Regions from separate parts of the Mus musculus genome. Here region 1 is linked to region 2. A link is a loop called in an ENCODE intact Hi-C map of the cell type or tissue named here. Cell type or tissue: left cerebral cortex. All regions are shown on one strand. Each heading gives the region's core, and the rest is flanking DNA. Links, peaks and the distances in the headings are about the cores only.

Region 1 (15,462 bases), core at 4,981-12,980, 130 kb after region 2:
CTTAGCATGGGAAGAGAGTGTTACAATGGCGGCAAGAGGACAGGGGACATAAGGTCATTCTCAGTAATATACTATGTTCAAGACCAGCTTGCCCCCTGTCCCCCCAATAAAACAAAGTAGGATGTGAGGCTGGGGAGACTGCTCAGTAGATGGCTCAGTAGATGAAGTCCTTGCCACGTACGCAGGCTGATGTGTATTTGAATCCCTATATAAAGCCATCCGTGGGAGTATGTGTCTGCAAAATATAATGTAGTGAACAAGAGACCCCATCTCAAACGAGGTAGAAGGCAAGAACAGATGCCAAGGTTATATCCTCTGACTTTCACACATGTGCCTGCACTCACGTGCATACGCATGAACACATACACATTATACATGCATGTGTATGTACATGCATACAAAGATAAAACACAGGATGCACAGTACAATGGATTTAGTCAATCTGAATTAATTAAGTCACTATACAGTGCTCCCCAATAAGCTATTTTGATTGAGCTTTTATATTTTAATAAATGCAAATTTATAAGAAAAGCATCAAGATTACAAAACAAAACAACTAAAACCCAACAACACACAAATGTACCTTGGCAAGAATAAACAGAAAATTCATCGGGGAGGAACTACTTAACGAGGCCTAACATAGTCAAAACACTCAATTCTACCAATGACAAACTACAAATTAAAATCACCAGGTAGCTACTTCAATCCTGTTGAATCAGCAACCTCCTGCTCATGTTGTCTCTCCCACTGACAGTAAATTTACTGCTGATATGTAACAGGACTAAATGACATAGGTCCACTAGAAATCAATTTAAACTCATTATTATTTCAAAAGAAAGAAAAGCAGGGAAAGTATAGATGGGAATTATTATCATACTAGAAAAAAACCACAGAAGCATCACTCACTGAGCATGGTGACATATACCCATAATCAGAGCATTATCAGAAGGGAGGTGGGAGGACTGCCATGAGTTAATGGGTAGCCTGGGCTACAGAGTGAGTCTGAGGCTAGCCTAAGTTACATAGTGAGACCATGTCTCAAAAGACAAAGAATAACAACAACAACTACTACAAAAAGTAACAGAAATGAAGAAAGGAAAAAAGACAGAAAAACTAAAAGATAAAATATTCTAAAGCAATGATAAAGTAAAAAAGTTATATTCATTCTTTGGAAGATATGTAGCAATCACAACAACAATAATTATTATAACTGGACAATAATCATAGAAATAATGGCTAACATTACTCAGTATTTATTATAAGTATTTGATATGAATTATGATATACTGAGTTTCCTTGCCAACCTAATTAAATGAAAATATAGGATGCCCAGTTCAAATTGAATTTCAGAAAACAACAGCTAACTACTTTGTCTAGGTATGATCCATGCAGCATTACACACTATTTATCTCAATTTTAAACTGAACTGACGTCCAGTACTTTACCTGGATCCTGTAATAGTAATCCAGATACTAGCAATCCATTAGGTGAAGTGAAAGGCTCACAGTTTTGAAAAGTAAGAAAATGCTATGTCTACAAAAGAGTAGACTAGAAACGCTGCCTGCAAGTGATTTCAAATAGAGGGGGGGAAGTGGCCATGAACCACCACTGAAAGGAAAACAGGCAGGAAACCACGACCTGTATACATCAACCAGATACCTGAGTGTTTATTCTGAGCAGAGAACTGTCTCAATAGGCTACTCCCATTTTATCAAATAATAATAGAGAGTGAAATCTTTTGCACAAGGTCACTAAACTAACCAGTAAGTGTAGGGTTAGACTCTGGCTCTAAAGCTCACGTCCAGTCCACTTTATCACACAGTTTCCTTGGGTGGAGTCCCTTTGTTTGTTTTCTTTTCTTTTTCAATTTGGCTTGGCATTTAAGAATGCTTACTCTTCTTGCAAAAGACCCAGCACCTACAGGGTGATTCACATCTGCCTATACCTCCAGTTCCAGGGCATTCAATACTGTTCTGGCATCCAAGGAGTCCTGCTTGCTGTGCTGCACATAAACTTATGTAGCACACACATATACACAGAAATAATAAATAGAAAAACGTTTCCTGCCAGTGTTGCTATACACTCTTCATGTAAAGTCATGGTGACACATTCTTTACTATCAGCACTTTGGAAGCTAAGGCAGGAGGATCAATTTAGACTTGAGGCTAGCGTCAGCCATGAGGTACACGCAAGGCCGGACAGCCTGTATTAGAGATCAAGACCCTGTCTTAAAACACAAACGAATAAAACCGGTCCTAGTGGCAAATGCCTTTAATCCCACCACTCAGGAGGCAGAACCAGGAACCTCTGTGAGTTTGAGGCCAGAAGGGTCTACAAATTGAGTTTCAGGACAGCTAGGACTACATGGTGAGACCCTGTCTCAAAAATCACTTAGTGCCCATGTGGCACGCATGTGCAAGTGTGCATGCACACACACACACACACACACACACACACGAGTACACACACAGACACACAAACACACACACACGCACACACACACACCCCTTTGTCTAGAGATACAGTTCAGTTCCTTAGTTTGCCAACAGTGTATCTACAAGGCACAAGGTCCTGATTCCTTCTCTATGCACAATGAAGTCGTGTGATAAAATCTATGCACTAGCATCCAGGAAGGTTTCAAATACACCTTCAAAGCCTGCTTCTCTGAGTTTGCTTTGGTCTAAAGTCATATCCATAGCTTCGACCATGACATACATGTAAAAACTGGAAAGATGACAGTGCTTGCTTGTAATCCCATCACGCAGGAGGATAAGGAACTCAAGGTCAGTCTCAGCTACACACTGAGCTTAAGTCCTGACCTTCATTGAGATCACCATTCCCCCTAAAAAGAAAAAATAAAATTAAAAAAAGAGAGAGAGAAAAGTTATGATACACAGTGAGAACTCCCAGGAAGATCAATTCCCACTGGGAAAACATCTGCATAATTCAAGTTGTGACTTCTTTTAGAATACAGAAACACACACTCCACACGTACCCTCTTCACAGTGCGATTGCGTTCCTGACTCAGTCCCCTTGTATGCACCTGAAGAAGAGATGTGTGTATTTTTTCCTAGCCAACCACATGGCAAGCACACCTGCTCACACTCAGGGATGCCAGCACGCTTCCCTTCCAGTGGTGTCACCTGTGCACTACCCCACGGGTGTTCCTCCATCCACAGCTTCATCTTTCCTTGAGACGCTGGCCCACATCAAAGTCTGTGCCTTTGATTGTTTATTCCAAAAGAGGCAGCTGGCTAGGAGCCTGCCTGTGGGGCCTGCACCAGGTTCTGCTTTTGTTTCTCTCTCGAGATAGTTACCTCGTGACTAAACCACTCACTGGTCCATGTAGAGGGATCCCACAGAGATAAAAACACACTTGTTTAAATAAAATATTTATGCAGAAACCCTAAAATGTCACTGAAGTAAATGCAAATTAGACCCTCACACACTGAACATTCATATGCCACTCACTTCTTGGAAGACTACTTCCCATTGCAATTAACATTCATTAAAAAAAATTAATCCCACTGCATAATCACACCAATAACTATTCCTAAAAAATCCAGTGTTTTAAGAATGATTCTTTTTACTGTCTTGGAAAGTCTGACTTAAGTGTTGTATTTAATCACAACGATTATGAAGATTTCCCCTTAAAAACTATCTTTAATTCTTATTCTCCACACACACCTCCTGATAAGAGAGGTCACTGTCACTCTATATGAGGTTTTAGCAGTGAAGTCCGACACTCTGGTTCTTTAATAAAATACTATTCTCGCAAGGTTTTTCTCAATGTACTTTTTGTTTGTTGGTTGGTTGGTTGGTTGGTTGGTTTCTCTGATTCTGAGACAAGGTCTCATAAAGCCCAGACTGGCCTCAAATTCACTAAGAAGCTAAGGCTGGCCTTGAACTCCTGATCTGGTGTCTCTATCTACTAAGAGCTGGGATTATAAATACACGATGTATGTCACCACATTTAGCTTTTAATGTGGTTGTTTTTTTTTTTTCAACCTTAAAAGTGGATGGACACAATCAAGTCTTCTGATACTCATTAAAAGTCCTCAAGGCCCGGCAGTGGTGGCGCACACCTTTAATTCCAGAACCTGGGAGGTAGAGGCAGGTGGATTTCTGAGTTCGAGGCCAGCCTGGTCTACAGAGTGAGCTCCAGGACAGCCTGAGCTATACAGAGAAACCTTGTCTCAAAAAACCAAAAAAAGAAAGAAAGAAAGAAAGAGAGAGAGAGAGAGAGAGAGAGAGAGAGAGAGAGAAAGAAAAAAGTCCTCAAAATAAAAACTTGGCAAAATATTATCAAAAGTAAGTTAAGAATCAACTCATATGGGTAGTAGCTATACCAAAGGCAGCAGTCAAATTCCTCTGGGTTTTTAAGTCACTTTAAAAATATTTTTAGAGTAAGGGAACATGAGCTGAGCTGAGTTCAGTGGATTCTGCCGTGGTCTATGGTTATAACAGGTTTTCCTCTATCTGACTGTAAATCAGCCTCAACCAGGAAATGTAAGGCAACACCAATCCCAGGTACCACCACCCCTGAGACTTTGGTTTAACTGGTCTAGGTTACAGCCCAGTCATTGCTAGGTTTCTGATATTCTTCTTTCTGCTGGAATCCTTAAGGGTTTCTCTGACCCTGGGACAGAGTCTCATACAGCCCAGGTTGGCCTCAATATGCAGCCAAACCTGACCACCGCGGAAGTAGAGCTTGCTTTCCATGACATAGTGAAGTTAGCTGCAAGGGAGAGCCACTGACAAAGTGACATTAAAGCTCTGTCTCACAACTCAGCTGCTAAACATTTTCTAGGCCTTTTTTTTTTTTTTGAAAATATGCAGAAATACTTCCAGAACATAACAGTGGACCATGAATGGAAACTAAGGCTGGATAAAGAATTCATAATCAAAATACTAAGGTGACTAACTATGCACAATTTAAGCTATACTTGGAGGATTTAGCCCACTGTACATGTTCAGAATAGAGAAGCCGGGTAAAAGGATGGGTATTTTGAAGTATTGTCTCCATTGACGATGACTTTTGAGTTCTGAGTGGAGTCAGCTCTTTGGGTCAAAGGCCTCCAAATCCATAGATTAAACAACTGTAGATTAAAAAATGCTTGGGGGAAATTGTGTCTGTACTGACCATAGCCAGCCCTTTCCCCTTCCATTAGTCTGTAAATAATATGGTAACAACTTAACATGTCATTTACATTATTAGGTATGAAAACCAACAGGTTACTTACAGTGCATGGGGGAATGTACATAGGGTACACTCAAGCATTAAATCATTTTGTATGGTAGGCTTGACCATCCTCAGACTGTTCCACTGTGGGACTCCTGAACCAATGTCATTCAGATACTGAGGGACACCTGCAACTGTGCCATGACTAGCTAACATGCTACTTTGACTTAAGCCCGCCTCTTTGTGTAAGCTGAAAGTGTGGCTGTGGGCTAGCCTCAGTTTCTGCATTTCATTTTCCTTATATATATGCCCATCATTTTAACCATGCTTCTTGAACATGAATGTAGCCGGCCTGGTGGCGCGCGCCTTTAATCCCAGCACTCAGAGGCAGAGGCAGGCGGATTTCTGAGTTCGAGGCCAGCCTGGTCTACAAAGTGAGTTCCAGGACAGCCAGGGCTATTCAGAGAAACCCTGTCTCAAAAAAAAAAAAAAAAAAAAAGAACATGAATGTGCCAGTGCCTCGCCTGAAGATCCTACAAAAGTAAAGGTGCAGACTGGGTAAGCATGGAGCAGGCCTGAAATCTTACACACCTATCTACCACTTGGATCCAGATGCTGCTGGCGCAGGACAAGTGCTTTGCGCATAAGACACAAGAGAACCAAGGGAACTAAGTGAACCAACCTACATGACCATGATGAATCCATGCAACCCCGTCAGCCTCCCACAGGGTAGAGACCAGAAGAATAATAGGACACATCTGAAACTAGGAAGTGCGTCCCAACATCCATCCTTTTCTAGATGTAGAAACAATGCAATGGACTTCTGGTCCTTCCCTCCTAACAACAGCTAAAGATGCAGACTGGAAAAAAGGAAGGATACACTCAAGATCAGTGAAAGCTGGGGATGAGGCTCAGCAGTGGAACAAGAGGCCATGGGCTCAGTCCCTACTGTGACAAGAAAAGACAAACAAGGAGACATCTCAGTTCTCTAGAAGGGAAAACCCTCAAAACCACGAATGCATGGCACAAGTCAGCCCCTTGACAGTAAAGTCTCTAGTTACAAACTGAGCACTGGGCCAATGGGTAATGTTAAGCAACACTCAGATGCAGGACGGCTTGGCTAACTAAAGGGGCATGGTCCGCTCAGTTATATACAAAAAGCTAGACACAAAAGAGAACCTTCCTGATTCCCTCCCTACGCCAAGCCTCTTCCTGAAACCTGCTGCTCAGCAAACGGAGTTGCTCAGGTCGGAAGGCCAAGAACCATCCTCAGCTCTTTTCGTCCCCCTGATGCCTCCTGTCAACAAATATTAGCGGTGGAACATTCAAGGTGGTCCCTAATCATTACAGCTCAGCTCCTCCATTAGGGCCATGCTGAACTTTGCACCCCTTCCTGGTTTCTGGAACAAACCACTAACTTCACTCTTGCTTTTCTATATACAGTATCTTCTCACACAGCAGTCTGGCTGAGACTTCTCCAAAACGTCTAATGGTCGAATCTAATTCAGAGTAAAAAGCAAAGTCCTTCTAATAGTTTACAAGCCCTACAAGATCTGCCCTATCTAACCCTTGACCAGATTTCTTACCACACTCCACCTCCAGCCGCACCTGAAGTGAGTGTTTCTTAAGTGACAGCAACAATGCTTCTGCCTCCGAGCCTTCCACATGCTCTTCCTGGTGCCTCAAGTCCGCTGGCTTGTGAGCCTGTCTTACCCCATCTCTGAAAAGGGGGGAAATCATCCCAGATGCAGTGCCACTCTGCTGGGAATTGCTTGTTTTCTCCCTTTATAACTCAAATCTTTAATGGCGCTTGAGAAAACAGCCACCATGGGGGAGCCATGGATAAGCATCAGGCAGACAAGGCTGCAACGTGGCATTCGTGGGTTCTTTCACAGAAAAGGAAGTCACCCATTTACAGAGAGGACTCTCTGGGGACCCATCAGGGCAGCTGTCCATAGCTGTTCTGGGTCAAACTACCCAACAGCCGTTCACCTAGCATGCGCAGTGCAGCCTCTTCAGCCACTCATCTTTAGGGCTCAGAGATTAAGGGCACTCTTGGTTTGCACGAACAGCTTCAGAGGAAAGGACATGCACTCACGAGATGTATGTAAGAATTACTGTGAGCAAGGTGAGGAAGGGAGAGGGATGGGGAGGTCTGGACTGAGCAGATGTGCCCTGAAAGAGAGGGTGGTGTGTTAAATGCATCTTTGGCTATAAATTCCTCCCACTTTCTTAATTTCAGGGCCCTTCTCCTGTCTCAAGCTCAGGCTACTTCCTGACACAATGAAAAGAGCCAGAGGGGCAGGAGCTACCTCAAAGCCATGTGCCCTAGTTTAAGCAGAACACAGCTTTCAGGAAGTCAGGGAACAGCAAGACAGTCATTGAAAGCAATTTCCCAGTTCAGGAACCAGAGTTCCTCTTGTAAGGAGTATGCTTGGGACTCTTCCTTCAGGCCCACCCAGTGTGGAAACTGGGAGAGTCTAGGCACATGGGAAGCAGTCACTTCATTAAATGGAAGAGAGAGAGAACTGACCAGAAAGATGTGGCTTATTAAAGCCCAATTCAGAGACAGGCTGCATCCCCCTTCTCTTGTAAAGCCAAAGATGACAACTTGTCTGAGATAACAAGGAAAATCTGCTTCACAGGGGCAGGAACACAAAGAGAGGTGTCAGTACTAACATGAGCTTTGGGAAAAGTGTGTTAATAATGAGCTTGGTCCTGCTATGTAAGCACAGAACACCCCACACTCAGAGCATCTTTCTGGGATTCCTGGGGGGAGGTGAGGCACTTCCATTCATATCTGTGGTCTGTGGGGCACACGCTCATCCATCAAAGAGCCACTCAGAAGCTGGACAACCAAGCCTCCAGGGAAATCACTGCAATCTGTAGTTCTCCACTTAATTCTCCCCTTTGGAGTAAAAGATTGGAGATCATTTGAGAAATTTATTAATGTAACCATGAGCATGAAAAAAAAATAGATCCTCTGAGTACAGAAAAATGTGACAAACTTTTAACACCTGCCTTTGCCACACACACTGAGCATTGTCCTATTAAAGGTAGGTTGTTTAAATGGGCTCGTTCCTAGTTAAAAGTCAAGTCACTCTTTATCCTTTGTAAATGTATTTTTATAGAATGAACTGGCTTGAAATGAGAAATGCTCACATTTACTTGTTTGCACAGCAATTGCTTATTGCCAATGTCTGCACACAGGAACATCAAGGCAAAGGCCATTCTTTCATCCCTCTTTTAACAGTCTAACCATGATTTGCCTTTTAACATTTAAAACACTTAGACTGGAAAAATATTCGAGATTATGAGTCCTCCAGCCTAGAAGATGCTCAGGAAATATCCAAAAGGAATGAATGCATCTTTCCAGTGCCCAATGATGAGTAAGAAAACAGTAGGACTTGCAAACTGCTCAAATAAAACACCTTCCTCTGACCTTAATTGGTCAGATGCCAAAGTAAGCGAACTTTACAAAGTTAGGAGCCTCACAACTTTCACTAGGACAACTGCCAGCTGCAGCAAGCCCACCACTCTAGTGTGCCAAGCTATCACTGCGAGACAAACTGGGAGCCAAGGCCTCATTGCCTAAGCACCTTGAGACATGAAAGGAGAGGGTTCAGGCCCAGCCGCTCTAGTCGTGTGACTCTGGGGCCCGGCCCCAGACAAGATCTTGTCTGGTCCTTTCCACAGTAGAGCCTGGGGGGAAACTGGGCACTCAGGTTGAGCAGCTTCGGGTGGAAATCAGCCCGGCTGTGCCAAACTCCCAACTTCACAGAGTTTCCTTGGCTCTCAGATCCCACTCCCAGCTCCGAGGCCTCCGTGGCCTCGCCTGGCTCCCGGGCGCTCGCGAGTGAAGTGGCGGGCGCAGCCCCGAGCTCAGGAGCCGCCCCCAGGAGCCCAGCGCAGGTGGCGGGCGTGGTTCCTCCAAGCCTGCCCCAGCCCACCCTGGCTCGGCCTCCGCGCGGCAGCCTCCGCCCGAGTTCGCCGGGTTCCAGCATCAGGCCGTGGTGCGCTGGTTGTGGAGACCTACTTGGGCTCAATGGTCACCCATTGCCCTCCTCCAGTCTGCGTCGCTCTCCTGCCTCAGGCCCTGGCTAGGTCCCCAAGTCCCCATTTCAGGGCCCTCGAGTCGCGCCCGCCAGCGGCGGCGGCCGCGCTTACCTGGGTCGCGGAGCCGGGGTCTGGCACGGTCCCGCAGGTGGTAGATGAAATCTTGGCAGCTGTCGTGCTCCAGGGCCCCTCGGGCACAGAGCTCGGCCAGCAGCTGCAGCGCCTGGTGACAGAGCGCGTCCCTGGCCCCGGGCATCGCCCCCCCGCATCCTCGGACCGCGCCGGGCAGGCGGGCGCGGGAGAAAGCCCTCCGCCTGCCAGCTCAGAGCTGCCGCCGCCGCCGCCGCCACCGGCCGGTCCGCGCTCCCCACCCGAGCCGCAGCGCCAGCCGGGTCGGCCTCCCACCGGTTGCATGCAGCTCTCGGAGAGCCGCTCGCTCGGGCTTTCTCCGTCTCCCGCGCGGCCCCTCGTCCCTCCCTCGGCGCGGAGGGGAGGCGGCGCCGCACAGCCCAGCGCGCCTCTCCGCGCTCCGCCCGCTACTCGCGGCCGCCGGGGGCGGGGCCGGGTCAGGGGTGCGCGCCGCGGGCGGGGGTTTGCCGCGGCCGCCGCAGAGCAGGCGCGCCAGGTAGGGACCCGGGACGGGGGCGCTCGCCCACTGCAGGAGAAGCGCCTGATTCCGCTCCGGACCCTGCGCTGTGAGCGGCCGCGCCCAGGATCAGGAAGTACGAGCTGGTGCGCGTGCTAGACGCTCTTGGCACCCCATTTCTCCGCCCAGATGCAAACCTAGCATCCCTCAGGGCTCTGGAGCCACGCGTGGGTCCAAAGCACGTTCTCGGTTGTATGGAGCGAAGGCTGGAGGGTAGACTACACCTGCCGAGATCTCAGTACCTTCTTTAAACTTGGAAAGCGCGGTCTGAGCAGAAACCGCGGGCCCAGGGGTGTCACGCGCCCAAATGCGGGGTTTAGAGCCAAGATTTTCCAACAAAGAATGGATGCACAGCGTGATGGTGATTTGGAGAAGGTGGAGGCTCAGATAAGAAATGAGGACAGATGTATGGCCCTCCGGAAAGACGCTGAGGCTCACCTGGAGCTTTGCAGGTCCTGATTGGTTTTCTAAGAAGCTGATTGGAAATGCGAAGGTTGCCAGCATTTCCCTGGCACAGGAGACAGAGGATCCAGAATTTGTGGATGTTTGGAAAGACCTCAGTCACCTCTCATCTACCCATCTCTTCATTTTTTTAGGCACTCAGCCCAGAAATAACCACAAATTATTTAGCTTGTTTGTGTGCCCAAGGCACTGTGCCACAGCCTTTTGTATAGTTTCATTTAATTCTCTAGATAGAGAGCCTTAAACGTGTGTGTGTGTGTGTGTGTGTGTGTGTGTGTGTGTGTGTGTGTGTGATCTCCACGCTGCCACTAAAACAACAGACTCAAGAGAGGTGGTACTTGCCTAAGTTCATAAGAGACTTCTCCCCCACCCTCTCTCTCCCTGCCTCTCATCCACCCGCTCCTCTTTTTCTTTCTCCCTGATTCTCTTACATATTTATGTAATCCTAATGTCAAACTTCATTCTAGAACAATTAGCTAGGACTCTTACCCATAAGGATGTGCTGTCTAAGAATCATATTGCAAATAAGGAATATTTGCTCAACAGACAAAACTTGAAGTTGTGTGGTGAGCAGTGCTGGGTTTGGTGGAGTTTATATTAGAGTAATAGAGAATGGGCAGCTGTAGTTATAAAGGTAAATCCAGATAGCTGTGGAAAGGCACGTAGAGTCTATTTTGGGTTTCTATTTTTAGTTTGTTTGGTTTTTTTTTTTTTTCCCCACTTCCTAAACTTTTTCCTTTAAAACTAAGGCCCAGGGCTGGGGTGCAGATTAATTGGAAGAGTTGCTTATCTACCATACTCAAGGCTCTGGATTTCATCTAGAAACAAACAAACCCAGTATAGTGGCATAAGCCTGCAATCCGAGTGCTCTGAGGTTCAAGGTCATCCTTGGCTACATTCTGAAGTAGTCTGGGCAACACATGCCTCAAACAAACAAACAAAAACACCTAAGACAAACACAGCACACTGTGAAGGAGGGAACCAGCTGAGAACGAGCCAGTCCAGGAGACTGAGCAGGTGCTCTTCCAAAGGGGGGGAGGGTGGAGGGGGGACCACCAATGGCCATGACGCAGAGAAGGATGGTGTATGAAGAGGGGAAGTGCTTGTTCAAACCAATAGCAGTGTAACTCTTATGAGATGATGTCAGAAAGCTGAAAGCTGTGAATTCCGTTAGTAATAACTGGAAGAGATTAAAATCTGGTGATAGCCTAGACCAGACAGAAGCAAATGCTGACTTGGGAAACAGTCAAATTTGAAAGGCATTTTAAATATTAGGAAGACTGTAATGGATAGAATCTGAAAGAAAGAAAAGTAGCAACATGTGAAGAGGGGTGCTGGGTTTGGTAGCCCAAACTTGTAATCTCAGTCCTCAGAAAAGTAGAGGCAGAAGAATTCATTCAAGTTCAAAGCCAGCCAGGTCTTCATAGCAAGTTTCAAGCTAGCCAGAGATACACAGTAAGACTCAAAATATAAAACATGAAAAACAATTTGCACCCTAAAATAAAACAGAAAAACAAACCACAACATAAAAAACCCTCTGAAATCTCCCCAGATTCAAAAGCATACCTGGGACATATGTGGGTCTCTAGTGGCACATAGATGTTAGCCTAGAGCTGCATGACAGGGGTCTGTGGTCATTAATGGGAAAGAGAAAGTGAGTTGCCACATGGAAGGTTACTCCCAGGAGAGGTGGCTAGGAGATAACTCCAGCCTTTAAAGATAACTCAACAAGAGGATGAAAAGTAGCAATTAGAAGAATTAGAAGGCAATGTACAGAAGTCCAAGGAGGACTTTGATAGAAGTGATTGACAACCGTCAGGTTTAGAGTTTAAAGGTAGAGGGGAATCTCAGGTATGTCCTTAGAGCTAAGCATCCTGCTGCATGCCTGTAATCACTGCCCATAGGAAGTAAAAGCCAGAGGATCAGAAGTTTGAGGCCAGCTTGGGCTGCTATCAGGAAACAAAAAAAATGTTTTTGCATTGAACTTGTTTTAATGAGTCTCAGAATTTTTTGACAGGTTTTCATTCAAGTTGTTCACCTTTAATCAAGTTGAAACAAACTGCTCTCTACTTGAACTTAACACCCACTCAGCAGGAGTACTGTGCCATGCCTAGTACTAGAAACCTAGCTAACTACTCAGTGCTAGGGAAGTCATGCTTAGTAGAGGAGACTCCACAGTTACTAAGGTACTAAACCAACATGATCCCTGAAAACAATCTCTAAACATTTATCCTTATACCCACAGATAAGTATAGTCTTCACCCCTCACCAAGGAAACTTCTGTTCGCAACAGACAGAAACAAATCCAGACAACCACAAGCAAGCACAATATAGAGTTGTGGAGTCCAAGCCCAACTGACACACCTACAAAACATTCCTGCACCTAACCTCAGGGAACATTACAGAAGAAGTGTGGAAATATTGTAAGAGCCAGAGAATCAGGGAGTTTGCTGTGTGATTACGTCTCCTAGCAACATTAGAAGCTATGGTCATAAAATCTCATCAATATGACCTCTCAAAGTTGAACAAGAATAACACCAATAGATAGGCCAAACTGGATGGGGAAATGCCCACTAGGCCTCACCCCTACACAAAGAACAACAGGCAACTGAGTGAGGCTAGGAGCAGGAGAGGTAACCCTCACCTGGGGAGAGCACGTTATATTTAGGAGTGTGTGTGTGTGTGTGTGTGTGTGTGTGTGTGAATGTGTGTGTATATGTGTGTGTGTGTGTTCGTACACGGAATGTACATATATACATTCTCTAACAATTAGTGAAACAAAGAGGCCATGAATTTGAAGGACAGTTGAGCAGGTTTATGGAAGGAAGGGCTTGGAGGGAGAAAAGAGAAGGGAGAAATGCTGTAATTAAATTATAATCTCAAAAACGAACAAAAAATACTGTCTTACAAACTAATAACTTAAACTGAACACAGAGGCACAAATGGTCCACGAAACATTTTCCTTTCCCTCTGAAGGTTTTTACAGTGCATTGTGATCAGTAACAAGCCTTCTGCTATGACTTAAATGGCTGTTTAGGCAAACAGTTCTGAGACCATCCCTACACCATTGATAAAGATTGGAACAGCCAATGTTAGGGATGATATTCATTCAGTCTTCTGAATTTTCTGGGCATTTTGGTTACCTTGGCAGCTCTAGTAGCTTTCTGGTCTACAGCTCTGATGCTACCCACAGAAACTGCTTCATGGCACAAATGGCAAAAGGACCCAGGGGGAATAGTTGGAGAAACTCCTGACACCTATGGACTTGCCTGAGATAATATCAATAATGGCTGCATAGACCAGATTACGAGAATGTAGGACCACTTTCCAGCTTTTTATTAGAATAAAGATCAATCTTTTCTGTAAGCTTAGAACACTTGCATGCTATGTGAGCTATATGACAATTCAATACAGGGACAAAGCCAGAGCTAATTTGGTCAATCACCTGAGCAATGAAGCCACCTGCTTTCATTGGTGGGTCATTCTTGCTGCTACCAGCAACACTGTCACATCTAACATCTTTGACAAAGGACATTTTCTTTACATTGAAGTACACATTGTCCCTAGCAAGATCGTCATTCAAAGCCTCATGGTGCATTTCAACAGACTTTATTTCAGTTGTGTGACACTGACTGGAACAAAGGTCACCTCCATGCCAGGTTTGAAAACATCAGTCTCCATTCAGCCCACAGTGAGAGTAACAATACCACCAATTGTATAGACATCCTGGATGGGCAGTTGCAGACTTATCAATTGTTGAGTTGGTGGCAGGATACAACTCAAAGCTCCCAGCAATGTGGCTTTACCCATCTTTATAGGTGACCTTCCTTGAATCAAGACATACTGGTGCTTAGACCCAGAATGTTGTCACCATTCCAACTAGAAATTGGCACAAGTGCTACTAGGTCAAGGGTATGGCCAATTTTCTTAATGTAGGTTCTGCTGACTTCTGGCTGTATGGTGGCTCCATGGAATCCACGTCGTTGGCACCAACAATGAGCTATTTCACACAGTATATGAGCAAAAGGGCATGCTCACAGGTTTGTCCATTCTTGGAAATGCCAGCATCAAATTCAACAACAATCTGTAATTATGTTTTTAATCAAGTCACTGTGTCCCAGGGAATCAACGATTGTCACTTAATATTTAATGGTCTCAAATTTCCACAAGGAGATGACAATAGTGACACCAAGCTCATGCTCAGATTTCAGTTTGTCCGAGGCCTGGACATGGCCTTTCCCCACCTTAGTGCCCTCTTTTTCAGACTTTCCAGTGGTTCCTATGTTAGGTTCACTACATTTGTAGTTCAGATTGCGAAAAGTGATGGACTTGCCTGAATCTATGTGTGCCTTGACAACATTGATATCTTTTCTTTTCCCATTTTGCTTTCAAGGTAGCAGTGGTTTACACATCACTCAAATTCTGATGGCAAACCCTTCACAAAACAAAACAATTTTAGAATAAAATAAAAACAAGTGTCCTTAGGATCAAACAGACACTAAGGTATTGAAAAAATAGAATAGTTGCAAGACAGCCAACATCTTGTAAGTTAAAAATGTGTGTACCTGGAGTTTATCAGATAATACTAGTATGTTCACAACTGAATTGTTATTGAAATTGCCCAAAGCAATGCATTTAAATCTATTAAAGTACAAGTAAATGCATTTTGAACTATGCTGTTAACTATCATGGTGTGTGTGTGTGTGTGTGTGTGTGTGTGTGTGTGTGTGTGTGTGTGTGTATGTGCAGATAGAGATAGAGAGAGATAGATAGAGAGATAGTCAGACAAATAGATAGGTAGAAGTATAGCTAGAAGTTGTTAGCATCTGATAGTCCCTGGTAGCCCAGGAAAACCTTGAACTCCCTATATGGCCTGAATGACTTTGAACTTATGATCTTCCTGCATCCACATGTAGAGTGCCGAGCTTACTGGTATGCTCCACCATGCCCAGGATTATATACTTTTCTAGTTGCTGTTTTAAATCTACTGTAATGTACTTGGTACAAAACACATTTCTTAGTCTGTTATTCATAGCATCCCAGACCGGGAGATGTCATGAGCTACATAACATTTTCATTCAAGAATAGACTATAATGAAACAGAAAAATTCCTATC
Region 2 (15,462 bases), core at 2,682-10,681:
GCTACACCGAGTCCCAGAAGGAGAAAGCCTGGGAGCAGGAAGTAGTAATTCTGGTTTACCCCGAGTTTGAAACCCTAGGATCAGATGGACTGAGGCAGGAACTAAGTGCAAAGGTGGCCGCTGGACTAACACGAGTCACAGGGACAAGAGGTCAGTGGGTAACTGGACAGGTGTGTGATGGCACCCAGGCTCCTGCAGCTCCGTGCACCCTTTCCTTTACATCCTTCCTTGAAAACTGCTCCTAGCGCCTGCCTCTGTGGTGAAGAGCAACTTGCTCAGAGTGTTTAAGCAACCTGCACCTTTGGGAAGCAGCCATGATCACTCTATTGAGTTTTCCTGTCTTGCTGGTACCTTTCTCAAGAACTATCGTCCTTACACTATTGATGGAGTGGGCTACTAATTACCTTTCTTTGACCTAGCCTGGGAAATCAGATGTTTTCTCCTGGGAATGTGTAGATGCAAGACTCCAAGTGGGCTCTGTTGAACACTAGATAGAAGTATCTAGAAATGTTTTAAACAGGGCACTGATGCAACACTGAGGCAAGACTCCATAACTGACGTTTGGTTTAGGTTCCTCACAGCATTAAATTTATAGCTTTAGCCCTGAAAAAAAAATTATAGCTTTAATGAGCCTGTGTAGTACACAGACGACTCTGGTCATTATAGTACGTCCTGTGCTATTGGACTATCTGGGAGGAAGGGTGCAGCAGGGTTAATCAGGTGATCTTTACACGCTTGTACAAAGCCTTTCTGGCCTGATGCAAATGTCTGTACAAAGGCTAGATATTAGGAGAGTATGAATCCACACTGAGCATCCTAGTATTGGATTGATATTATATATATAAATGTGGAATACATACACACACACACACACACACACACACACACACACACGGAACCTCTTGCTCCTGTGGCTCATATTAGTCCAGGGGCCACTTTTGCACTTAGTTCTTGCTTCAATCCATCTGATCATAGGGTTTCAAACTTGGGATAAACCAGAAAACTTTATGTATGTATGTATGTATGTATGTATGTATGTATGTATGTGTGTATGTGTTATAAGTATATAAATGGGGTTATTATTACATTATATGAATCCTGATAAGAACTTTGCCATATATTCTTATTGGATTATCTGTCATTATCATCTCAGAAAAGTAAAGCATGATTTAAACACATGGCATCTACATCTGGTTTCCCATAATTCCAAGTCTTAATCCAGACATTACAAAGCACTTCACAGGAGAGCTATGCAAAACCTGAACTATTATTGCCTGCTAATCTCCTGAGGCTTGGGAAGTAGGTCACCTCGACTGTTAGGAGGGTGAGGAAGGTGTGAGGATATGACCAGATCAACACCATCTTATCTTGGATGCACAGAGGAAGATGCTGTGATTAGAAAGCCCTTAGCACTCTGGTCTCCTGCAGTCCTACAGAAGGGACATTCTTACCTCTAAGTCCCAGGTTAAATTGCTCTGGGAGAGCTTACACGGCTTTCTGAGCTAATGACATTATAAAGAGTAAAGAGGAAGGCACTGGCTGACCTTTGGGTGTGCAGTGAAGCCATGCCAAGTCCCAGAGAGAGAAACGGATCTTTGAATTCATTGGTTCTGAAGACTCCATCTGCTACCTACCCTGGCAATGTCAGGGTATGTTTGCTATAACCTGGAGTAGATAGCCAGGTCTCTACTGGAGTAAGTGGTCATTTATAACTTAGTCCCTTAGTCCCTAGCAGAATGGCGTTTCTGTCAGGCCAACCTCCTCTCACACTAAAGCCCAACTCATTCTCATTCTTATGAAGCATGCTCGGTGCCCCATAATATATGCTTACACACACACACACACACACACACACTTTTTTTTATTCTCCACTATATAACAAGCTTAGGGCTAGCCTTGGCTACATGAAACCCCATCTCAACCCACTCATCCCCTTAAAAACTGTAATCTTTACAACTGCCCATGAGAGACAGGCAGTTACGACAACTTACAGATGAGAAAAAGCAAAGGTGAAGAACAGTCAACCAGCATGTGGCTCACAGCGTGTGAATCTAGGTCCACCCAACTCCAGTATACTCAATTTCCAGCACTGCCTGTGACCGCCTCCATCCAGAGTGGCTTACAAAGCACGGTCCACCGCCCACCTTCTTTAATCTCATCTGGTACCATTGCCCTAATTTTGCCAGCTGCATGTTTATTTTTAAAAGGAAAGGCAGCATTTCCCCTCTGGAGATGGGGCTATAGTTCAGGACGTGACTTCACAAAACAGGCAAGAGGCTGCAGAGAAGGAGCAGCTTCGCTCGCCTTTCATATCAGGGACACAGGCATTTCATTTCCTTAGTTCCCTTGCAACCACGGAGACACGACCATTGTATTAGCTGAAGTAGTTCTAGCCACTGTACAAACGACTCCCAAGTTTCATTACTTTAACCCTCTCACTTATGTAACTGCTGAACACAGACTTGCAAAGGGCTTGGAGCGAAGGGTTTAAGGAGCACCTCCCAGGGACCCAAGTTGTGTGACTTTCTTATCTCTAATGTGGAAGAAGCCTCCACAGAGCTTCCTACCCCTGCTTTGTGATGCTCCCATACCTGGCATGCCACACCCTGCCAAGGGTTCCTGTGTGCCAAGGCCACAGACAAAGTTCTGCTTGGTTCAGGGCTCATTCCCCAGCCCCTGTAGACCTTTCTCCTTTCCTGTTACCTGTCACAGAGTTTTGACACTTAGGACCACAAAGGAGAATTTAAAGCAGAAAGTGACTGTGAAGGGTCCAGGAGGTAGATTACAATGGCTCCCACTGCCACTCACCAGTGACAACCCTGGGCAGTTTACTAAGCCCACATATGTGGTACTCTGTGACTTCCGCTGGGAGCTGAGGAAATGAGGCAGAGTTTCCCTGGATCTTTCTCGAGCGGCTCTCAGGTCTTGGGGTCTCCCTTAGGGATTAATTTTGATTTCAGAAGAGAGGTTTGCTTTCTATGGCCCAGAGGCAGAGATATATGCTCAGGGGTCTGCAAATTTGGGGACTCTGGTCTATCATTGAATATAACTAGTGCCTTTCTGTACTGTTCCTTCAAAGGAGGCAGCCCCTTGTCCTCAGGCCTGGGTTGGGGCCTCTCTTCCTCTACAATTGCCTGCATGTTTACTCCACCATACTTACCTCACTGCCAAGGGCACAGGAACCACCCACACTGGACAGTGATCTCTTATGCTTTCGGGGAGCTGATGCATGGAGAAGCTGCCTACACTGGAAGAACAGAGGAAAGTTCTCTGCCTGGAACCCACATACTCTTGGTCAATGACCCTCGCTTGCTATCTGGGGTTCTCATTCCCAGCAGCTCCAGTCTCCTGTAACCTCAATGAGCCCTGCCCCATGTGTCTGGTAGCTCATCCTCTGAGTCACAAAGCTTATCTCTATGCACTTTAATGACTCACACTCCATCTCATACACTCTGGCCAGTGAGTTAAGGTACTTGTCTCCAAGTTCAATGACCCGAGTTCAGGCTCTGGGGTTCACCAAGTGGAAGGGGAAAATCAACTCCCAAAAGTTGTCCTCCTATGAACTAACCAGTACCCCAGAGCTCTTGACTCTAGCTGCACATGTATCAAAAGATGGCCTAGTCGGCCATCACTGGAAAGAGAGGCCCATTGGTCAGGCAAACTTTATATGCCCCAGTACAGGGGAATGCCAGGGCCAAAAAATGGGAATGGGTGGGTAGGGGAGTGGGGGGGGTTGAGGGTGTGGGGGACTTTTGGGATAGCATTGGAAATGTAATTGAGGAAAATACGTAATAAAAATAATTAAAAAAAAAAAGTTGTCTTCCAATCTCCACATGTGTGCCCTTGCATGAGCACCACCAACAGACCAATAGGCAAAGACATTTATGTGTTAAAAAAAAAGTCTGTCCTGCAGTCTCTATAAGAGCTACAAAGAAAGGGGCCTCTCATTTGCAGGTGTGCTTCATGTGTCTTCCTGGCATGTGATCCTCAGAAACAGTTCTCAGTGAAAATCCGTGCTGAGAGAATGCCCACGTAAACGAGTCAATAAGCAGAGACAAACTGAAGAATGCATGAGAGGAGACAGAGGAGTGAGTGGATGAGAGACAGGTGCAGGATGACAGCCAGGATGCATGCATGCTCCCTTTCATTGCAAATAAAACCCTACTTCTAGTTAGGTACATAATTAAAAGAAGATATTTACTGCTTTCCTTTGAAAGTAGACAATTCCAAAGTCCTGTGACTACATTGCATATAAGAACCACTATCTTGGAAAATCTCAAAGAGAACCCTGGAAGAAGTGCTGTGTGTTCTTCTGACCCTTCGCCTTGCTCCACATTTTTGTGGCATGAAAGCTATGATGGTTTTGAGCTCAGTAGCCACACTGCATAATGAGGTAACTTCTGGGACACTTAAGCTGAAAGATGGGAGAATTCTAGGCTTCTGTTGACCATGGGGCCACACTGTCTTCCTTTGGACTTGCTAGATGTAGGGAAGAGAAAAATTTACTTTCTCCACATTGTTGTTTTGTGCTTTGTTATTTGGTTAAATAAACCCGAACCTAGTATTAAGCAACATAAGACTTACAGACTAGAGCCAGAGGCAGTTCAAAAATTGAGGGCTCTCTCTGTCTCATCCAGATGCCACCCAAAAGCCAACTCAAAGCTGTAACATGGAGTCAGAGAATACTGTTCCTTTAAAAAAGACAATAAAAATGTCCCTGATCCAAATGTCTTAGGCTGGTGGAGAGAATATCCTGTGCAAGGCATAAGTGCCCTGGGAAATGTCACCAGGGACAGTGCGGGGGATAGAAGAGCCTGGCACATTTGTGCTGTTCACAGCTCTGCATTTCAACAGCAAAACATGTCATCTACAGAGTGGACCACGTCGGGGTAGGTCTTACCTCCATCAGAGAGTGCCAGTGTGCGATGGGCTTCCGAGGATATGACAGCATCTCACTCCAGTGGTCTCTGCCCAGCCGCTCAGCCTCGTTTCCTACTTGGCACACGCCAATGACCTCATTGTGACCTACACTGTGAAAATGGGCCACAACAGTTTTTTCTTAAAATTTTGGTATGCTAAAGTAAAAGCAGCAGTTTTTCACCTGTGGGTCATGACCCCTTGGAGGGGGTGTCATATATCCTACATATCAGATATTTACACTACGATACGTAACAAGATTACAGTTATGAAGTACAACAAAATAATCTTATGGTTGGGGTCACCGCAACATGAGGAACTGTATTAAAGAGTCACAGCTTTAGGAAGGTTGAGAACCACTGATTGAAAGCAACAACTCAGATGGGTGGAGGAAGTTCGGAAGCGGTGGGCTATCTTTTTAAAAACTACTTCTCTAATTTAAAACTACAATCCAAACTAAACATCAGAAAGACCTAGTATACTAGGTCAATACTGTATCTAAGTTTCCTAATACCGGCATTTGGCCCTGACAACCTTTGCTCAAAGAACTTCTTGATTTGCTCATGATACTGTTTCTGGTTCTGAAGGCTAAGCAGGCTTCCAGATTTACAGAATGAAAAGGAACCCTTAGGGAGGAGTGATGTAGAACCCACTCAAATCTCCACAAGAGGCAACTGAGGATGGTGCGGTGAAGGCCGGCAGGGAGGGCTCCTGGGTCTCCTTGCTCCTTGTTTCATTAGAGACTGCTGCCATCATCTTCTCTTTCTACGCTCAGCTTTGGTTCTTTGAGCCAACTTGAGTTTTTAACTGTGATAGACACCCAGCTCCTTAAACTTAGGGCTGAAACTTTCTGTGAGTATTCTGAGTTGAGTCATTTTACTTTTTCCTTTGGGGGTGGGGGGCAGGGAGAAGTCCCTTGAAATAACTGGAAGGATGTGGCCCATCCTTGGACTCTTCATGATAACCTCCCTTTCCTCCCTGACAAGACAAATGGCTTCTATTCTATTTGCATGAGGAGAAGGAGAGGTGGGGATGGACTGTCTGGGGCAGTTAAGCCTGTGCTCATTAAAATCAGATGCCTGCAGAGGCCCTGTGCCTACTGCCATGGGTTTTCCCAGGCCACTGTGACGAGTTTACTAATAATTGAATTGATGCAGAGATCACATAATCAGATTTGTTGATGCAGGAACCTTGGCAATAGCTCAGGAAGTGCTATCCTAGCCTTCCACAGCTGGTGGGCAGCATCCCCTCCTGGGACCTGGCACTCTGGTGTTGTATGTGTCCAGAGAAGCCAGGGCAACGTCTGTGCCCAGCATGGGCTGCCACAATCAGGGGCAACTGTGTCAGAAGACAAGGCATGCTTTGTGTTGGGATCTACTGGAAAGCATTGAGGTCACTGAGGCTGCTGTGCTGACATTTCAGAGGTGGATGGAAACATTTTTAGCTACAAATAATATTTGTAAGATTATATTAGAAGTCAGACTGATTTTTTCTTTTATAATTGTGCCCAGACCACGTGGGAGGTTTCTAATTAAAAAGAGACTTTGCATTTCAGTCTAATGACTGGTTCAACATGTATAATTCCCTGTTGGTACTTCCTTTGCATATTAAAATGACTGTTTTTCAAATCTGTCCTTTAAATACACAATTGGCTACAATGCAGGCTATAAATATCTCCTCTGTGCTGTATTAATTAAAAAGCCTAGCATCTTATACATTTTAATGTACCCTGCCATCCATACTGATTCTAGCATTTTCAAGAGAACATTTCTGTGTTTGCTTTCAGACTTAAGTGGACGGAAACGATCTTTATTAAACAGTGCAAGAAGGAAAAAAAAAAGATCGAAGTTATATATTTAGAAACGTTGGTGGCGTGGCTAAAGTAATCATTCTGTGTTTCCACTGAAGGAGTCAGAACTGCTCAATGAAAAACAAGACCTGTGGGACTGTAGTTTTTCATAGAGAGATACCAGGAAGTGTGCAGAGATGGGCAGGGAAAGGTGGCATGTGGGAAGGTGGACGAGAAGATAAGAAAGGGGGAGGGGAGAGATGAGCATATTAGAAGTACTATAGTAACAGGATTCTGCACTATGGTTTGGATGATGTGACTCCCTGTCAGCCTGCTTCCCACATGCTGCCCTTTCAGTCACTATCCTAGGACCCCAGCTGAGCTCCCTAATATGGTTGCTCATGTGGCTGCTCCCTAATCTGCCCATCCTGCCCCAACAACAGTGAGACTGCACAGAGAAAGAGCTCCTGACATCTCACCGGTCATAGTCCATGACGGCTATGGACAAGTGGATCTGGTCGATGCTCTCGGGAGGGACGTCGAAGACTATGGCTTCATTGTAAACGGGATTAAGCGTGTTCCTCTTGGTGGAGGTTTTCCTCTTCTTCAGTCTCCGGCCGTCACACATCAGTGAGACTTTCACGTAGGGATCTGCACAGGCATGAGAACAGGGCACTGTGAGGACACACAGAGACGCTGGGAATGTGTGGCCAGTGCAGGAAGCCTCCCCTTCTCTGTTTGGAGTCTAGAGTTTGAGGATTTTAATTCATGTGATATGTGATGTGGGCAGTGACTACTTAGAACAATTAAGTTATTCATTCAAGAAAAAGCACAGGACACTGTCTCCTCAGAATTCATGAAATTTAAAAATAGGGTGAAAACATCTGTTACCAAATTATAAAATATGCCAACCAGAATTCAGGACCAGCCTGACTGTGAAAGGAAGACAATCAGACATCGCTAAGGAGTGGGAGATAAGACTCAGTATCCCAACTCTGAGCTACCCATGAAAATTGTTGCTTAAAGACTAGGCCTTTAAGCAGGGGGGTGCTTCTAGTTCTATAAGTTCTGAATTCCTAGAAAATGGGGCAGCCTGTGTGCATGAATGGCCTTAAGTACTGGGGACTCCTGGAAATGTGTTTGCAAAGGGAGAAGCTGTTCATTAATTAGGATGAGAGTGGATGAGACATTTATAGCATAACCAAGGCAGACTGACAGGTGACATTGCTTTCTGGAGGGGGCACTTCTGGTCCCACTAGCCTCTCAGTACCATGCAGCTCAAAAGGGATTCCTGTATCGCTCTACTTAACTACAAGCCACCCTGACTCCTTATCCCTTCCAGAAGGTACTTTAAGCCAGGGGAGTTGTATCCTTTTTTTGGTTTTTGTTTTTCTTGCTTAGAACCAGCCAGGAGTATAGGACAGAATATAACAACATGATGGAGTAAATGTCAGTCAGTAACAAGCGTCAGACTGGAGTGAGATCCTACCTTCCATGGACATGCCTGCACATGGTGGGTGACATGCACTCATAATCCCAGTCTGTGCAAGGGAAGTAGAGACAAAGCGATCCCTGGCGTTTCCTGTGCAGCCATAGCCTAACCATGGAGCCCAGGTCTCAATGAGAGAACCTTTCTCAGAAATCAAAGTCAGGGATGGCATTTACCCCAAGGTGTTGATATTTTCTATGTGTTCTATACTCCAGGCTGTTTCTAATCAAGGTGGGAAAAAAAGTACAGCTCCTCTGGCTTGAAATACCTTCCAGAAGGGCTGAGGAATCAGGGAGGGCATCATGTAGTTAGGCACAGAGATGCAGGGCTGAACAGCAGTGAAGGGCTAGTGAGAAATGATTCATGGGGAATGACACCAAAGGCTGACCTCTGGTCCTTATATCTAAGTGCATACACAGATACCCATACGCATAGGCACAGGTGCACGTGCATACACACACACAAATGCAAAAGTGCACATCCCAGCAACAACAAAAGAATGTATATCTCAGGCTCTTTGAGTTCAGTGACTACGAGCCAGTATTCTATGTGATAGTGACCAGGTGGCCAAAACTGATATAAATGTGCATAGTATGAACTGTACAATGAGACATTTTGTATCAGGGTATACAATGTAAAGGTATATGTTTGGTTCACTGAAAAAAATAAAACCCCATAAGCTTTACTTCATATTTGTAAGGAGTCAGAATTGTCTCTAGTCTTCAATGAGCCTAAGATAATGATGTCAGAGGGAAGGCCTAAACAGGTAGACCACTCCAGAATATGTAAACTGTAGGTTGAGTCCCAATTATGGCAAAGGAAAGGCACAAGAGTCTAGTTACATCATGTAGCATCTTAATATATCGTACGCATTTTATGATCTTATACACGTTAATTCAGTTAATCATACAACTCAATGGGCCAGATACTAATCATACTCTCACTTTACAGATAGGAATTTGAAGTCTAGAGTGGTTAAGTGACTCATCAAAGGCCATGCAGCACTTAGACGGGGTAGGAACATGATTAAACCTAGGCAATCCAGACCCAAGGTACCATAATAGGAACTTGATAATGTGCTGAATCAGAACCAGATGAAGAACGTCCCACCTGATGCTCCTGTTATGTCCATCGCCTTTAAATTCCTTGCTTTTATGATGGTGATGGTCAGCCTGCCAGCCGTTGGAAGATAGCAGAGTGAAAACATAAGCTCGCCCAGATCCACATTATCCTGTTCAAAAAGCACAGAGCAAAGCATTAGAAAGTATCCCCAGCCCACGTGCAGGAGGCTCAGCTGCAGGGCAGTGTTAGAAAGGACACATTTTGCTTTTTTGGTTCAGCTCATGACACAGAAACCCTACCCCTGTACTGGGGTGGCTCTACATCTTTGGAAGCACAATTCATTTGTTGATAGCAGAAGTGGAGGAGGGTGTCCACAGAAAACCACCACACACACAACCCGCACGTACAACCTCATACAGGCTCCACAGCATTCCCAGAGTGTCCCTCTAGGTGACTCTACTCATGTTTGTGAGAGTCATAGTTCTCAGCGCAAAGCCACACAAAAGGAGCCTCTAGGGGCTGATCACCCCAGCAGAGCTCAGAGATTCTGCTCACAACCCCACTTGGCTGTCTGTGGTCTTTCTAGCAGGGCTTCACTCTAACACTATGCTTGCCCCTCTACACAGAGCCCTCAAATGAGCCACACTATCCCCACACACTCCTGCGGAGCCCAGTCTACCCCCATACTGTACACTGCCATGTGTATAATACTGCAAATAATCTCTGTAGATCAATAGCAGGTGGTTCCACGAGCTCAAAGAATCTTCTAATCCCTCATTAACTCTGGACAAGAATACTGCATAGTCATGGTAATAGCAGCCCCTGACCTCATGTTCCCACATAATTGGACACACTGGGACGGACACAAACCTAGTCCTGCACAGTACCCATGCAGGGAGAAAAGTTCAGAAGCCAGAATTTAGGAAGCCCTGCTGCCTGCTCCTCAAGGTCCCACTTAGCTACATCCCATCTTTGTCCCAAAGAGCTCCCATTCCCTCTACTGGGATACTGGGGAAGACATCTCCTTGGGCAATGTACAGCCAATCCAAATAGGTCAGAAAATATGAATCTCTTTCTCTTTTTTTCTTAAAGCCCAGGAGAGTGTAACTAGGAAGAGGGAAAAAAAAAGTCAGTTCATTTAGTTTCAATTTCTGTGAGACACCCGAGGTTATAGATCTGGGTGCCCGTGTCTAATTAATATGGTTTCATACTGACAATGCTTTGGGGACTTGGGTTCTAGCCCTTAACATCCACAGCCTCCCTTCCCCTTCTGGATTCTTGGAGGATGTTTCTATTTTTGGAAGCACAGATTCAGCTATGGAAGGTCACCTTGCCAACCTCCTGCCTTGACTGCTGCCACGGGAGGAGGAGGCAAAGGGATCTGTTTGGTAGCTAAGGCAGACGGATTGGTCTGTGTCTTCAAGCATCGCCTGACTCATGCAAATAAATCACACCACCTTGCAGCCCAGTCCGTCCTGGTTTCTGGAGCCTTGGCCCTAGGACACCTGGGTGGCCAGACCTTTCCCTGTGGTAAGATGTTGAGGAGCGAGCACTGCATGGGAGTGAGGTTTTACAAATGCCAGGTTCTTGTTGCTGTGTGGCGCTGTGCTCACGTCTGCAGGAGTCCAACCTTCTCTTTTTCTATACCCAGTCCACCTCTGTGTCCTTGAATTCTATTATCCTTCTCCACAGTACCTTGCTCTCTTGTCCTACCTCATCCTGCCCAGAGAATCCCAATTTGAGAAAGTAATTCTAAAAGTGGCCAAAATCATGCCCATGAAGGTTCCATAATCAATTCTTTCAGCATCTATTTCCTGAGGGCTCACACTGTGTACCTCACTCTGAAAGACTTGCAATGGGAAATAGACTCTTCCTACTCCTGGCTTTCCAGGCACGTAGTTAAATGTGAAGTGTCATATTCCTTCTGTACTAAGTATGTGGAGTTGTGGTTTTTTTCCCCATCATGAATCTCATTCACAAATATTTCTTTTGTAAAGCTGTATACTCATGATTTGAAAGGAAACAACAAAACTCCCAGACTAAAATTCATGATTGTATCTTTAAAAACATGTAAGTTAAACAAATCATTTATCAAAGCCAATGTTTTTGATCTGCAAGTGATTTAAAAAGAAATCTTGTGTGTTTGGGATGTGGCTCCGCACTTGTCTAACATGCAGATAAACCAGGGATGGTGGAAGTAGAGGCAGGAGGATCAGGTTTAGAGTCTTCCTTGGCCACATAAGGACTTCAAAAGCAGACTTGGCTACATGAGACCATGCCTCAAAAAAGAAATCAGTGTGTTCACATTTTCTAAAATTTTACTTATGGGAGTATTTATCTATAAAATAATTGCATAAAGATGATGCTGAGTGGTTAAGAGTGCATTCTACTCTTATAGAGGGCCAGAGTTCAATTCCCAACACCTATATCAGGAGGCTCACAGCTCCAGGGGAACTGATGCCTCCCTACCTGCACTCGTGTGTACAAACTGACATGCTTGCACACAGAAAATTTAAAATGAGTATTATATAAAATATAAAATGATAGTAAGATTCAAAAATTAAAAGATTTAAGTAAAGCAGTAAAAAATAAAATTCCCCTTTCCCATATACACCACCTAATGCCAGTCGTCCTCAGAGTACCACTGTCGATAACCATTAGAGCATGCATCCAGTCATCATTTGTTCACTTACTCTTTTATATTCATTTCATTTTATTCATGTGTTTTGCCTGTGTGTGTGTGTGTGTGTGTGTGTGTGTGTATGTGTGTGTGTGTATTTATATATATATATATGCACCATGTGTCTGGTATCCATGGAAATCAGAAGAGAGCAATGCACTGGTCCCTTGGAACTGGAATTAGAGATGGTTTGTGGACCACCACGTGGATGCTGAGAACTGAACCTGTATCCTCTGCAAGAGCAACAAGTGCTTTTGAACCACTGGGTCATCTCACCATACCCTCATTTCCTTAATCTGAGAGCACCTTTTTTGGCTATAAGTTCAGCATTGTTCTCCCGGAGTCTTAGGGCTGAATCTGCAATAGGGAACTCGGAGCCATCATCCCTCGATGGGCTAGGAGATCGCTGCATTTGATGGTAATGTTGCTTTTCCCTATCAACTGATACAGGTTTGGGATCCAGAACCCGTGGATCTCTGTGTGTGTGGACATTCCCTTGAATCGATGCCTCCCAACCAGAAGTGAATGCGCTCCTTAGAGGATATTCGACACAAGCTGGAGCAACTTCGGACTGAGGACTCAGATCTGTTACTGGTATCTGCAAGAACATTGCATAGGTGAGCTTCAGTTACTTATTCCAAACTGTGACTTGTTCCAGGGTTTAGCAAATGATGTGTACAGGATTGATGAGACTCTTGGTACATTTTCTGGAATGCTCAGGAGAGTCAAATATAAACAAGTGGTGTGATGGCTGCCTTCTTTTCCAGCCAGCCAGAATCAGAATACAGGAGTATCGCTGGTACTGAAAGCCCTGGTATTGAGTGCCCCGGAGGATACAAGGGGAAGGGAAATGCCACTCAGAGAAATGCCTCATTGGCTCCTGCTTTGTGTGGTCAAGTGCAGCACCGCCAGCAAGGTACACTGGGAAATTCTCAGGAGTGTAAGTTCTCTGTCTGCCGATCTGTAGTCCTTTTCTGACTGTGCCTGGAGTGGTCAACGTTAGTTTGCATTTTCTGGTTAGCCAGTGCATTTTTATGTTCTCCCTGAATTCCCCTAGTGAATTCCTTTCCCATTCCACAACATCCTAGTAGGGTGCTGCAGGAAACTATGCTAACCACAATATTCACTCCCTTATGTTTTGTTGGGACAAAGGCTGGGTACGTACCTCGAGTGAGTTGTTGGAGTCATTCCTAGGATTAATAACTAAATATTATAAAAACTGTCATTTTACTGATGCTACTCACTAGAAGACAAAAGACTAAAATGGTGTGGGTTTTGCATGATGTAGTAAGAGAGGAATAACATCACTTTAAGTTGACTTATATATGTTAAGGATGTGCACCACATACTCCAAAGAAAGAACCAAAATAATTGGAGTTTGTGGCTAAAAAATGAAAAGCATGAGCTAATAATATCGGTATATGAAAAGAGTTAATAGTTGAAAACAGATGAGTAAATACAGGAAGGTCAGAGAGAGATCTAACAGAAATCAAAAGCAAGTTATTAGATGACAAATTTAAACAAAACGATCTTAATGATGGCATTAAAAATAAGTAGTCTATATCTTTGTATTTAAAAGTTCCTGAAGCTTAAATATACAGCGTGACTGGTGGAAACTCCATTAAAGCCTCAGCTGCCTAGTTAATCTTAGATAAGCTGTGTCATTTCTCTTTCAGTTAGCTCTTCTCAGCTCCTTCGGGAAAATTAATATCTCAACACAGATTTGATAATAATGAAAGTTAAATAACACATAGGGACTGCGGTGGTAGCTCAGGTGCTATAGTCCTTGCCTTGCGAACACGAGGACCAGAGACTGATCCCTAGAATCCACGTGAAAGCACGGCATGCTAGCAGGTGTGTAACCCCAGCACTGGGGAAACAGAGCCAAGGCGCACACTTGAGGGCCAATGAGCTTCAAGGCTATGGAATGCCTGGTCCCCTGTCTATTTTTCCTGTCAGTATACTATTCTTCAGTGTGACAGGATCACCAAGAAACTCCAATGTTTAAAGTGCCCCTTTCAAAAAAAAATATGCAATTCTAGTTACAAGATCCCTTCTGGATGTACTTTATCTTCAGCCACAATTATATTGAGGGACAAAACCGGTCTTTTTGTAACATGGCCTCTGTTAATAATGATCTGCTCATCCCCTCTTCTCAGATACTCCAACTATATTCCTGATATAACCCCAAGACGTGGCAAAATGGGCATAAATCAGAGAGAGAGAGAAGGAGAGGGGGAGGGAGAGGGAGAGAGAGCGAGTGAGAGAGAGAGAGAGCGAGCGAGAGAGAGAGAGAGAGAGAGAGAGCACGAGCACGAGTGCAAGAGCCCTTTTAGTGACAATCCTGATGATAATTAGCATGCGTTGTTAAAGTAACTGTTGGTTGCACTTTATTTATAGGTACTAACATGATTAATTGCACTGGAAGTGTGCCTGGAGGATGACACTTTCTGAGCTGGTGCTGGGACACAAGTGAACCTGCAGCCTGCACACAGTGGCGGAGGAGGCTGGCATCAGCCCACGCTTCCCCCCATATGACATGTTCTCAAAGGATACTGGCTGGGTCTAGCTCTTCTTAAGGAAGAACTTTCCTTGACCCCAGGAATGGACAAGGTAACTGACATCACACATGTGCAATGTCCTTTGTGGTCAATGATAGAAGTTCTCAGCACTCTCGTATCCAGTTCTCTGGTTTAATAGGATATTAACTAGTTCTAATATTTAGATATATAGCCCGTTTTCCTCCTTGCATTATAGATTCATACATCCAATGTCGTTTTCAGACCCCTAGCAAGTTGTCTAACAGGCATCTCCATCTTAATAGTCCTCTACAAATGGAGTTCATGTCCCTCACCTACCCCAGCCTTCCTACCCAGCCCTTTCCATCTTAGTGTGGCAAAACCTCCCAGGGGCTGAAGTTAAAAATCTGATTGTCACTGTATCTGTATTCCTCCTCTCCTCTCACCCTCCCACATCTGCAAGTCATGTCATCTCTCCCTTCAAAAATATCTAGAATCCTCCCAGTTTCCCCCTCTACAGCGCTACCCAGAGAGGCAACATCGTTCTGCGCATGTGCTGCAGCACAGCTCTGACTCTCAGGTTCAGACTACTCTGATCACTGGTGAGGAGTCACAGGGCTGGGGGACTGATTCAGGAGAGTGCTGTCGCTCTCTGGAGAAGCCCGGGGATGTCAGGGTACTTGACCTTCTCATGTGACTAGGGCTTCCCTTTCAAAGGCTTCTGGGAGGTGGCTGAAGAGCTCCCACCTCACCTGAATGCACTTGACGCCAGCTGCATCCCAGTGCTGCAGTGGCAGCTGCATCCCAGTGCTGCAGTGGCAGCTGCATCCCAGTGCTGCAGTGGCAGCTGCATCCCAGTGCTGCAGTGGCAGATGGGACGGTGATGATGACTGCACTAAGACGAACTTGATGGAGACACTTTCCATTCCCATAAGGAAAAAAAAAATGGCTTTGGTTGGTTTGAATCTGGCAGACACTCACTCTGACATACTTAGGTGGCAGTATC

What was found. Hi-C counts contacts between places; a loop is a spot of excess contacts. Peaks named below come from ENCODE experiments on the same cell type or tissue, not always from the same donor. Only the 100,000 strongest peaks of a DNase experiment are listed, where the experiment ranks them.
Region 1: it touches region 2 in a loop (2.8-fold over the local background); 2 of 42 quality-filtered maps call a loop at or near these places.

What each region holds. Positions count from the first base shown.
Region 1 is chr7:107,365,035-107,380,496 of GRCm38, reverse strand. It overlaps Syt9 (synaptotagmin IX), which reads right to left and starts at 9,707. Exons shown (of 7, transcript NM_021889.4): 1 at 9,350-9,707. The coding sequence starts at 9,494. It also overlaps the pseudogene Gm19033. In left cerebral cortex, for the core only: no CTCF peak of the experiment used is centred there; DNase peaks (open chromatin) are centred at 9,117, 9,747 and 9,936; H3K4me3 peaks cover 1,736 bases.
Region 2 is chr7:107,496,057-107,511,518 of GRCm38, reverse strand. It overlaps Syt9 (synaptotagmin IX), which reads right to left. Exons shown (of 7, transcript NM_021889.4): 4 at 9,306-9,426; 5 at 7,186-7,357; 6 at 4,901-5,030. Among named protein-coding and RNA genes, the nearest start is that of Olfml1, 64 kb to the left of the region's middle. In left cerebral cortex, for the core only: no CTCF peak of the experiment used is centred there; DNase peaks (open chromatin) are centred at 6,199 and 7,535.